2 separate regions of the Homo sapiens genome follow, and region 2 is linked to region 1. The links are chromatin loops, found by intact Hi-C in ENCODE. Cell type or tissue: Panc1. All regions are shown on one strand. Each heading gives the region's core, and the rest is flanking DNA. Links, peaks and the distances in the headings are about the cores only.

The links. Hi-C counts contacts between places; a loop is a spot of excess contacts. Peaks named below come from ENCODE experiments on the same cell type or tissue, not always from the same donor. Only the 100,000 strongest peaks of a DNase experiment are listed, where the experiment ranks them.
Region 2: a loop joins it to region 1, with 3 times the contacts of the local background. A loop is called at or near these places in 24 of 110 quality-filtered maps.

Annotation. Positions count from the first base shown.
Region 1 is chr9:37,744,704-37,750,079 of GRCh38, forward strand. FRMPD1 (FERM and PDZ domain containing 1) reads left to right here. Exons shown (of 16, transcript NM_014907.3): 16 at 1-2,201. The coding sequence ends at 2,066. Among named protein-coding and RNA genes, the nearest start is that of TRMT10B, 6.4 kb to the right of the region's middle. RefSeq lists an enhancer at 1,187-1,688. In Panc1, for the core only: no CTCF peak of the experiment used is centred there; a DNase peak (open chromatin) is centred at 2,658.
Region 2 is chr9:37,470,072-37,475,447 of GRCh38, forward strand. No RefSeq gene overlaps it. Among named protein-coding and RNA genes, the nearest start is that of ZBTB5, 7.3 kb to the left of the region's middle. In Panc1, for the core only: no CTCF peak of the experiment used is centred there; a DNase peak (open chromatin) is centred at 2,470; H3K4me3 peaks cover 1,360 bases; H3K27ac peaks cover 4,911 bases.

The sequences.
Region 1 (5,376 bases), core at 94-5,093:
AGGGTGAGCCTGGCCTTCTGGAGACCAAGGCCTTGGGGCTGCTGGCTCCTCTGAGGGAGACCAAGAGCACAAACCCAGCCTCCAGGGTCATGGAGATGGAGCCCGAGACCATGGAAACCAAATCAGTCATCGACTCTCGAGTGTCTTCTATTTCTGCCATTCGCTTCCGGATTGACCCCAACAATAAAGAGAATTCTGGTGTTGTCCCTGCTGCCAGCTCCTCAGCAAGCACTCCTCACTGTTCTAACCCAGGTTCATCTGGCCCAGATACTGCTCAGGCAAGGCCTTCCCAAATCTTACCTCTATCTCAAGACCTGGATGGGATTGCCCCCAAAGAACCAACCATAGAGCATGGAGACAGCTCCTTCTCCCTCTCCAGTGGTGACCCTAACCCAGACAGAGCCTGCCTGGCCAGCAACCCAGGACTAAATAATGTCTCTCAAGGAGACACACTAGAGCTCCAGTTGGAGCCCCATGTCCAGTTGGAAATGGGATTGGAATCTTTTTGTACAAATCATATACAAGAAACTGCCCCCAAATACACAGAGCCTTTGTTGTCTCCTAGAGATGAGCCTAGAAGTGATGAATGTGGAATAAATCCAGGAGAGAAGATAGCTTCTATCCCTACAAAGGAAGAGCCACAAGGACAACTATCTCTGGAAAGAGACAGAGAAGTTACAAACAAAAATGGCACCAACGTATTTCAGGAGGAGTCTAGGAAGGATTCAGGTGACTCCCCGGGTGATGTGTCAAATAATGTTTCACAGACTCTTGATATTAGCTCTCCAGCTGGTAAAATAGTAACCTCCCTTTCTTTAGATGCTCCTGTAACAGGGACCGAGCAGATCCCACCACATCCCCCTAGAGACCCTCAAGGACAGAGCAGAGAACCCCCAGGGCAAGGCTGCCAGGCTCAAGAACAAAAACTATTCGTAGAGTTGGATTTAGACCCTGATTTCTTTCTTGGGAAGCAGACAGTTTCACCAGCCGTCCCTCCAGAGGGGATCAAGGCAGAGGCACCTAACCATGTGACAGGGCAAGATATAGCCCCTAGGGACAGCCCTGAGTGGGTCTGTTTTAATCCTGAGCCTTCCCTGCCAGAACCACTACCATGTCCACAAGAGGATCCTCACTTAGAAACTTCAAACCATTGCTTACTCTCAGAAGGCAAAAGTGACAGCTCTAGCATCTGCCTTTCTGCTGAGAAGTCTTTTCTGTGCTTTGCCCCAGAAAGCCATCCTGAAGTCTCTGCCAGTCTCAGGGTGGCCACATCTTTGGGTTTTGCAGGCATGAATGAGATGGTGGCTCCCAGGATAGGGATGGACCAGTGCAGCTGTCAGTTCTCCTATGCCACATGCTTCCGTGGCCCGCAGCCTGAGACAGAGGAAGAAGACAGGGACTTGGAAGCACACCCCATGGCCCCCCTCACCTCACCGCCCTCTGCGGGAAGCCCGGTGGTTCTGCCCTGGAGGCCTGCCCGAGCCCACAGCTGCACCACCGCACCCCTGTCGAGGAAAAGCCACATCTGGCCAGAGTACTGCTCCAGGGCACTGAGACAGCTGAAAGCCACCCCTGCCAGCACCCCTGAGGGCTTCATCCAACTCATGGAGAGCTTGCTGGAGCTACAAGACATTTTAGAAACTTCCTGGGGGGTTGGAAACAAACATCCCCCAGAGAAGTGCACCTGGCACTTTACCGAAAGCCGGAGCCGCCTCTGCATGGGCTCCCAGAAGCTCCTGTCGAGCTGTCGGCATGTGATCAGAATGGACCAGTCCCCCGAAGAGATGCAGGGGGCCGTGCGTGACACCTTCCAGCACCTGGTCCAGCTGGCCGGCCTGTGCTTTCAGTTCACAGACTGTAGCCGCTGCTCCGCCCGGCACAGGGAGGCAGCGGGGAACCTGAGGGATGTGGTGTACACCTACCATCAGTTTATAGAGGCTGCTAAATCGACCTGCGAGAGAGGCTACCACGACCTGAGTGTGAAACTCCTGGCCCGTCAGTGCACGGCCCTCACGGCCGCCGTGTTCTGTTTGACCCAGAAGTTCCGGGCATCCACGGCCCTGTAAACAGGTCAACGGCCCAAGGGCCTCCTGCCCTGTCCTGCCTTGGACACTTCCCTGAGAAGCCCCTTCCACTCTCCCACCCACCCTCTTCAAATGTTTACTATATAGAGTATTCAAATAAACTGCTGCTTAATCTTGGCCTGAGTCATAGAGTTTGGGTTAAAAGCATTCACTTATATTCGTTCAACAGACATTCACTGGATACTTCCTTTGTGCCAGGCCTTGGGATTTACAGATGAGTAAGACAAGTCTCTCCCCCTGGTCAGGATGCTTACAGACTCTCTAGGCACAGATTAGTTAGATCACTATCAGCAAAGTGTTTATCATAAAAGGAGCGTACCCAAGGAGTGTAGAAGCAAAAGGAATACTCAAGAAGGCAGGGGTGAGGGAGAAAGGTGGGGGTCACTGAAAAACAGTCTTGACTTCTCATATCACACTTATTTGGCAATAACCTTTGCAAATAGGAGTGAATACCGGTAATATTTGATAGACTTCGACCTTCACAAGTTATGGTTTGCAGCGCCTGCACCAGGAGGCCTGGGATTCTTGGCTGCCCCACTGCAGCAAGCATAGGTTGCCACTAGGTGGCAGGAAGTTCTTTCATTGCAAGGCCACACATGTGCTTTATCTGAAATTGATTGCATCCCTGAATCTTGCACCTTATTCCTGTTTTAAATATATAAAAAGCCGAACATTAAAGCCTTGAATTAGATTTGCCTTTTTAAGAAAATTAAAGCAAAAGAAATATATTGGATACCTTTCTTACCCCAGTTGAGCCAGTTAATCCCAGTTCATCCTGGTGGACCTTAGACAAGCCACCTAACCTCTCAGTGCTTTGGTTTTCTTTTCTGCAAATTGGCATACTAATAGTGCCCATTTTATGGGATAGAAATCCAGCAAGTACTCAATCTAGTAGATGATAAATGCTAGCAATAACCCTCAGCTCTTATGGACGTCTCTTCTAGTCTGAAACCATCCACTGTATTTTGTTTTTAGACCCCAGGGAAACTGATTTTAAGCCTCCCTTGGGGTGCCTCTTTGCCTGGCTTCTCTGTCCAGGCCAAAGGTGGTTTAGTCACTCACCTTAGGCTATTAGAGTTCGTTAAAGGAGTCCCTTGTCCCTCTGGTGCTCCTGACCAGTGTGAGCTCAGTGCTGCCGCTGTGGCTCTTCTCTAGGGCTCCTTCCCTCCACCCAGCAAAAGCAGGAACAGAAAGGAGAGTATGAAGTCACACACCTCAGCTCTCTCCAAACAGAAGGAAAACAATACCTGAGAGAAGACGTGAAAAGGCATCCTTCCCATCTCCTGTTACCGATAACTTGTTGTTAATAACTAGAAACCAGTTACCAGTACTTGTGCCAGGAAAAGACGTATTTTCTTAGAGGCCTGTTTCTTTTCATAGGATACTTTGAATAAAACTTAAATGAGGCTCTTGAACACAGATTGGAAGCAATTTCATGGCAATGAAAAATAGGAACTACAGGGCACCAAAATAATAAAAATTGCCTAATGTTAAACAAGACCTGAAACTTTTGTCAGCAGAAAGCTGTGAAGAGGTAAAAACACAACCTATGTGTTCACAAGTTTAGGGGAGGAGCTCGGGACTTCACTCAACAAGAATTTTTTTTTTTTTTTTTTAGATGGAGTTTCACTCTTGTTGCCCAGGCTGGAGTGCAATGGTACGATCTTGGCTCACTGCGACCTCTACCTCCCAGGTTCAAGCGATTCTCCTGCCTCAGCCTCCTGAGTAGCTGGGATCACAGGCGTCTGCTGCCATGCCCAGCTAATTTTTGTATTTTTTTAGTAGAGATGGGGTTCCACCATGTTGCCCAGGCTGGTCTCGAACCCCTGACCCCAGGTGATCTGCCCACCTTGGCCTCTCAAAGTGCTAGGATTACAGGGGTGAGCCACTGCACCTGGCCTCAATCAGGATTTGAATCCTGGCTTTGGCCTGTGTTATCAGGCATTTCTCTGGGCCTCAGTTTCCCCATCTGGCAAAAGGAAATAATACTCCTTTTCATTTAATGAGGGCCTAATATGTGGCAGATGTCTTATTTAGATACCTTGAATGCATTTTTCTAATACAGCCAACACCCTAGAGATTGTTGAATAATATATATTCAGCATTATTGTGAAGAATAAATAATCATGGAAGGCACAAAGAAGACTGAAGCTTCCAGCTCAGAACTCAATACATGTTTATTTCCTTTTTCTTTGGTTCTCCTCCCCTCAAATTCATTAACTGTCTTGAGTTGCTACTGTATGGAGCTGCTATTTTTCTCTACAGTTCCCATGAGGAGAACTAAGTCCCAGAAGTGCTGGGAAACCCTTCACTGTTTGTTGAAAAGCTAAAGAAGCAGGGGAAATTGCACTGTTTAGCACTTTCTTTGAGTCATGCAGCCTCCAACATGAGATAGGCAGAATGGGGACTTGCTACCCTGAAATGCAAGGGTCAATTGTTTAGTGACTAAGAAACGATGGGACATTTACACCTTTCCTTCCTTTTCCCACCCACCATCACATTGGCTGATTCATTTCTTTCAACAAACATTCATGGGTTGCCCATGCCAGGTGATGCCTGATGCAGCATCATCTGCTTGATGCAGAATGTAAATAATTGGGGAAGAATCTTATTATATTTTGAAAAGCTCCTGAGAGAGATTAGGTGACACGTGAAGATAGAGGCTTACAACATAAGGCGCGGTTCACTCGGCCTCCAAAGAGAACAGATAAGGTGCTGTGAGGAGTCTAAGGAGAGAGAAGTCATTTTGGAGTGAGGGGCAGAGTAGTAATCAGGGAAAGCTTCCTGCAGAAATCAGCATTAATTAAAACTAGCCTGTCAAGAAGTATTTATTGAGTATCTACTGTGTGTCAGGTCCTGGATCTGATAGATAGAATTTGGATATGTCAAGAATGTAGAAAAAAATCATTCATTTATTGTCAACAAATATATACTATGCAGTGGCATTGGGAATACAACCACGAACACGGCAGACATAGTCTCCTCAAGGAACTTATAATTGTAGGAAAGACACAGAAAAAAAAATCCATTACTGACTGAGAGGTGATACAAAGAAACCAAGAAAAGATGCCAAGACAGGGATAGAATGAACCAATCTTGCCAAAGTGATCGTCAGGAAAGGCCTTTCTGAAGAGGGAATGCTGAAGCTGGGGCCTAAAGTATAAGAAGCCAGGAATGGAAAAGTGAGAGAAAAGGGAATAGTATTTGCAAAGGCTCACAGTGTGTTTGAAGCATTTCAGGATCAGCGCAACTGGAACATAGCAAGCTGGAGGAAGAGTGATAGGAGATGAAG
Region 2 (5,376 bases), core at 50-5,049, 270 kb before region 1:
TTAAACAAAATACAAAGCCTGAGCGGTAGAGAGTAAGTCTGATAAATGAAGCTAAATAATAATTTACATTTTTCTATTGTGCAAAAAATTCCATAATTGAAAGACAAAGAATAGAGAAAACCATTTGCAACACATAACATAGATTTTAAAAAAAATTTTTAGAGACAAGAGTCTCACTCTGTCATCCAAGCTGGAGTACGGTGGCATGATCAACTCACTACAGCCTGAACCTTCTGGGCTCAAGCAATCCTCCTGCCTCAGCCTCCCTAGTAGTTGGGATTACAGGCATGTGCCATCATGCCTGGCAAGTTTTTATTTTTTGTAGAGATGGGGTCTCACTGTGTTGCCCAGGATGGTCTCAAATTCCTGACCTCAAGCAGTCTTCCTGCCTCAGCCTCCCAAAGTGCTAGGATCACAGGCATGAGCCAATGTGCCCGGCCATAACATAGATTTAAAAGGCTAGGTTCCTTAACATATAAAGAGTTCCTGTATCTCATTAAGACCAATAACCAACTGTAAAAATAAGCAAAGGACACAAATAGAGAATTCATAGAACAAGACATAAAAATGGCTGACGCCTGTAATCCCAGCACTTTAGGAGGCCGAGGCTGGCGGATCATGAGGTCAGGAGTTCGAGACCAGCCTGACACACATGGTGAAACCTCATCTCGACTAAAAATGGAAAAATTAGCCAGGCGTGGTGGCACGTGCCTGTAATCCCAGCTACTCAGGAGGCTGAGGCAGGAGAATCGCTTGAACCCCAGAGGCAGAGGTTGTGGTGAGCCCAGATGGCGCCACTGCACACCAGCCTGGGTGACAGAGCAAGACTCCGTCTTAAAAAAAAAAAAGAAAAAGGAAAAAGAAAATGGCTGATAAACATGAAAAGATTCTCATTCTACCTCATACAAAAGAAATACTAAATATAATACAATGAGATATCATTATTCAACTATCTGGATCAGAAAAAAATCAAACTATTTTATAACATGCCATGTTTGCAAGGGTTTAGGTATAAGCAGCCATTCTTATTCACAGCTAGTGGGAGTAGAAATTGGTACAGATTCTACAGAAGTCAATTTGGCAGTATCTACTAATGGAATCCACTCAGAACTACTGATGTGCTATGGAGATTATTTTAAGCTGAAAACATCTAACAAACAGCAGCCATAAAGAAAAAATCTTATCTAAGCTTCTTTCCTTGATTTATCCAAAGCTTCCTGAAAATACAACCATCACAAATCCCCTTTCCAGGTGGTTTACAACCAGAAAGGAGATAGCTCATTTGCACCTGGATGAGAAATTACATAAACAAAAGGTTATCAGAATTGTCTGTACCTTCCACTTCTTTGCTTTCACTTGTTTCTCACTAGTTTCTCACCATTTGCTTTCCCTTGAAGTCCGAACTCTCTTCCTTGAAGGTCCTGTCTCTCCTTATTAAGATGATACATAAATCCTTAACTCTAACTGTAGGGAGTGTCACTTTTTCTGTACACTTCCACATACATGAATAAACTTGTCTTTTCTTCTGTCAATCTGTCTTTTTTCAGTTAATCTGTAGGGCTCCAATCATTGAATCTTAAGTTGGCAAAAATTCATCTACAAATAATCTCTTACTCAGTGAGATCACACTTTTAGAATTTTATCCCACACATATACACAAGTATAAAATCACATATGCACAGTTATTTATTGCAGCATTATTTGTATTAAAAAACAATCCAAAACAAACAATTCATCAGTGAGGACTAACTAAATAAATTAGAGTACATCCATACAATTGAATCTATGAAGTTGTTAAACAAAATATTGAGGGAGGCTGGGCGCAGTGGCTCATGCCTGTAATTCCAGCACTTTTGGAGGCCAAGGCAGAAGGATCACTGGAGTCCAAGTGTTCAAGACCACCCTGGGCAACATAGGGAGGCCCCATCTCTGCAAAAAATACAGAAATTAGCCAGGTTTGGTGGCGTGCACCTGTAGTCCAAGCTACTTGGGAGCCTGGGTGCAAGGATCACTTGAGCCTGGGACATCAAGGGTGCAGTGAGCCATGATCATGCCACTGCACTCGCAGTGAGCCATGATCATGCCACTGCACTCCAGCCTGGGCGACAAAGTGAGATCCTGTCTCAAAAAGAAAAAAAAAAAATTGAGGAAAGAAAAAAAAAAAAAGAATGAGGAGACTTTCACTTTTGCTATAACAGAGTAACTAACTGCTCCCGTACTTGTCCTCCGTGAGTAAACACCTAGAAAACTAGAAAAAAAAAAGGTGAAATAATGTTTTTAGACATTGGACAGTAGGCAGCACAAAACAGTGATTCCTGAGAGAGGGGGGAACAAAAGCAAGGGAGCCTTACAATTGCTCCAGTTTTCTTCCCGGAGACACTTTCTGGACAACGAAACAGGAAGGAGAGTTCAAACAGAGCATGGTAGTCTCCCACTGATTTGAGGAGAGAGATTGGAATTCCAAGAGAGTGAGTCAGCAGGAATTTGCAGGGTAAATTACTGGAGAAGAGGCACCTAGGCATAAAAAGCCTTCCAGAAATTCTTCCTAGGAATCTTCCACAGTCTGTTAGTGATTACCAAACTGTGTATGAGTAAGATGAAACTCTAAAATAGGCCAGGCAAAGAACAATTCTGAAAAATCACACAGAGATGGGAAACATTCAAATTCTGACTAAAGCTGAATAATAAAAATAAGATTTTGTTTGTTTTTCAATTTCTTTAAAAGAAAGGCTTTTGGCCGGGCACGGTGACTCACGCCTGTAATCCCAGCCCTTTGGGAGGCTGAGGTGGGCGGATCACAAGGTCAGGAGTTCGAGACCAGCCTGGTGAATGTGGCGAAACCCCGTCTCTACTAAAAATACAAAAAAATTAGCCAGGAGTGGTGGCAGGCACCTGTAGTCCCAGCTACTCAGGAAGCTGAGGCAGGAGAATCACTTGAACCTGGGAGGCAGAGGCTGTGTGAGCCGAGATTGTGCCACTGCACCCCAGTCTGGGCAACAGGGCGAGACTCCGTCTCAAAAACAAAAAAAAAAAGAAAGGCTTTTACATTGTATGTGAAATGGTGTAATATTATCTCTATGTACACGGATATTTTAAAGATGCATTTTTTTTCTTTTTTTTTTTTTTGAGATGGAGTTTCACTCTTGTTGCCCAGGCTGGAGTGCAATGGCTCAATCTCGGCTCACTGCACCTCCGCCTCCCAGGTTCAAGCGATTCTCCTGCCTCAGCCTCCCTAGTAGCTGGGATTACAGGTGTGTGCCACCATGCCCAGCTAATTTTGTATTTTTAGTAGAGATGGGGTTTCACCACGTTGGTCAGGCTGGTCTCAAACTCCTGACCTCAGATGATCCACCCACCTCGGCCTCCCAAAGTGCTGGGATTGCAGGCATGAGCCACCATGCCTGGCCAAAGATGCATGTTATAAACCCTAGAGCAGGGGTCAGCAAATATTTTCTATAAAGGGACAGACAGTAAATATTTTGGGCTTTGCAAACTGCAAGTGGTCTCTGTTGCATATTCATCACATATTTTTCTTCCTCCTTTTGTTTTTGTTTTGTTTTGTTTTTGCAACTCTTAAGAAATGTATAAACATTCTTAGCCCAAGGATTATATAAAAATAGGCCAAATTTAGCCATTGGGACATTGTTACAAACTGAATGTTTGTGTCTCCTCCACCTGGATTGATGTGTTGCAGCCCTAACCCCCAGTGTGATGGTATTAGGAGGTGGGACCTTTGGGAGGTAATTAGCTTTAAATGAGATCTTGAGGGTAGAGCACCCAGGATGGGATTGGTGGCTGTAAAAGAAGAGGAAGATGGAGTGGTGCCTCACACCTGTAATCCCAGCACTTTGGGAGGCTGAGGCAGGCAGATCATGAGGTCAGGAGTTTAAGACCAGCCTGACCAACATGGTGAAACTCCATCTCTGCTAAAAACCCAAAAATTAGCCAGGTGTGGTGGTGCACACCTGTAATCCCAGCTACTCAGGAGGCTGAGGCAAGAGAATCGCTTGAACCCAGCATGCGGAGGTTGCAGTGAGCCGAGATAGCACCACTGCACTCCAGCCTGGGCAACAGAGCAAGAATCTGCCTCAAAATAAATAAATAAATAAATAAATAAATAAATAAATAAATAAGAGAAAGAGACACTAGAGCTTCTCTCTCCGTCGTGTGAGGATACAGCAAGAAGGTGGCTGTCTACAAGGCAGAAAGGGGGCCCTCACCAGGAACTGAATCTGCTGGCGCCTTGATCTTGGATATTAGAGCCTCAAGAACTGTGAAAAATAAAGGTCTGTTGTTTAAGTCACTCACTCTGTGGTATTTTGTTATAGCAACCCAAGCCGACTAAGACAGTCATATTTGCCACCCCCTTCTCTAGATCAACCACCGAAAACACTAAAGAGGTATATCTAATAACCAATAGTGGAAATAAAATAAATACTAAAAAAATTCTAATAATCCAAAAGAATGCAGGAAAAAGGAATAAAAAAGGAATGGCACAAATAGAAAACAGTAACTGAATGGTAGATTTAAACCCAACAATGTTGATAATTACACTAAATGTAAATGCTCTAAAAGCTTCAATTAAAAGGCAGTGATTGTTAGACTGAATTAAAAAAAAGACCCAACTATATGCAGTGCATAGAAAACCTGTTTTAAATATAAAGACATAAATAGGTTGAGAGTAAAAAATATGGAAAAAGATATATCATATAAACGACAATCATAAGAAAACCGGAGTGACTATATTAATATTTGGTAAAGTGGATTTTAGGATAAGTTATACTGCAAGATATTAAGAAAGACAATTCTAATGATAAAAGGGTGAATTAATAAAGAAGAGATAATTCCCCTGAATGAACATGTTTCTAGTAACAAAGCTTCAAAACACATCTTAGCCCATTATCTGTTGCTATAACAGATCACCAGCACAGGCTGGGTGTATTAGCCCATTCTCACACTGGTATAAAGAAATACCTGAAACTTGGGTAATTTATAAATAAAAGAAATTTAATTGGCTCACAGTTCCATAGGCTCTACAGGAAGCATGGCTGGGGAGGCCTCAGAAAACTTACAGTCATTGTGGAAGGTGAAGGGAAAGCAGGCATATCTTACATGGTGGGAGCAAGAAGAAGAAAGTGAAGGGGGAGGTGCTATACACTTTCAAACAACCAGATCTCATGAGAGCTCTATCATGAGATAGCACTAGGGGAATAGTGCTAAACCATTAGAAACCACCACCATGATCCAATCACCTCCCACCAGGCCCCACCTCCAACACTGGGGATTACAATTCAACACGAGATTTGGGTAAGGACACAGAGCCAAACCATATCACTGGGTAACTCATAAAGACAGGGAATTAGTTGGCTCATGGTT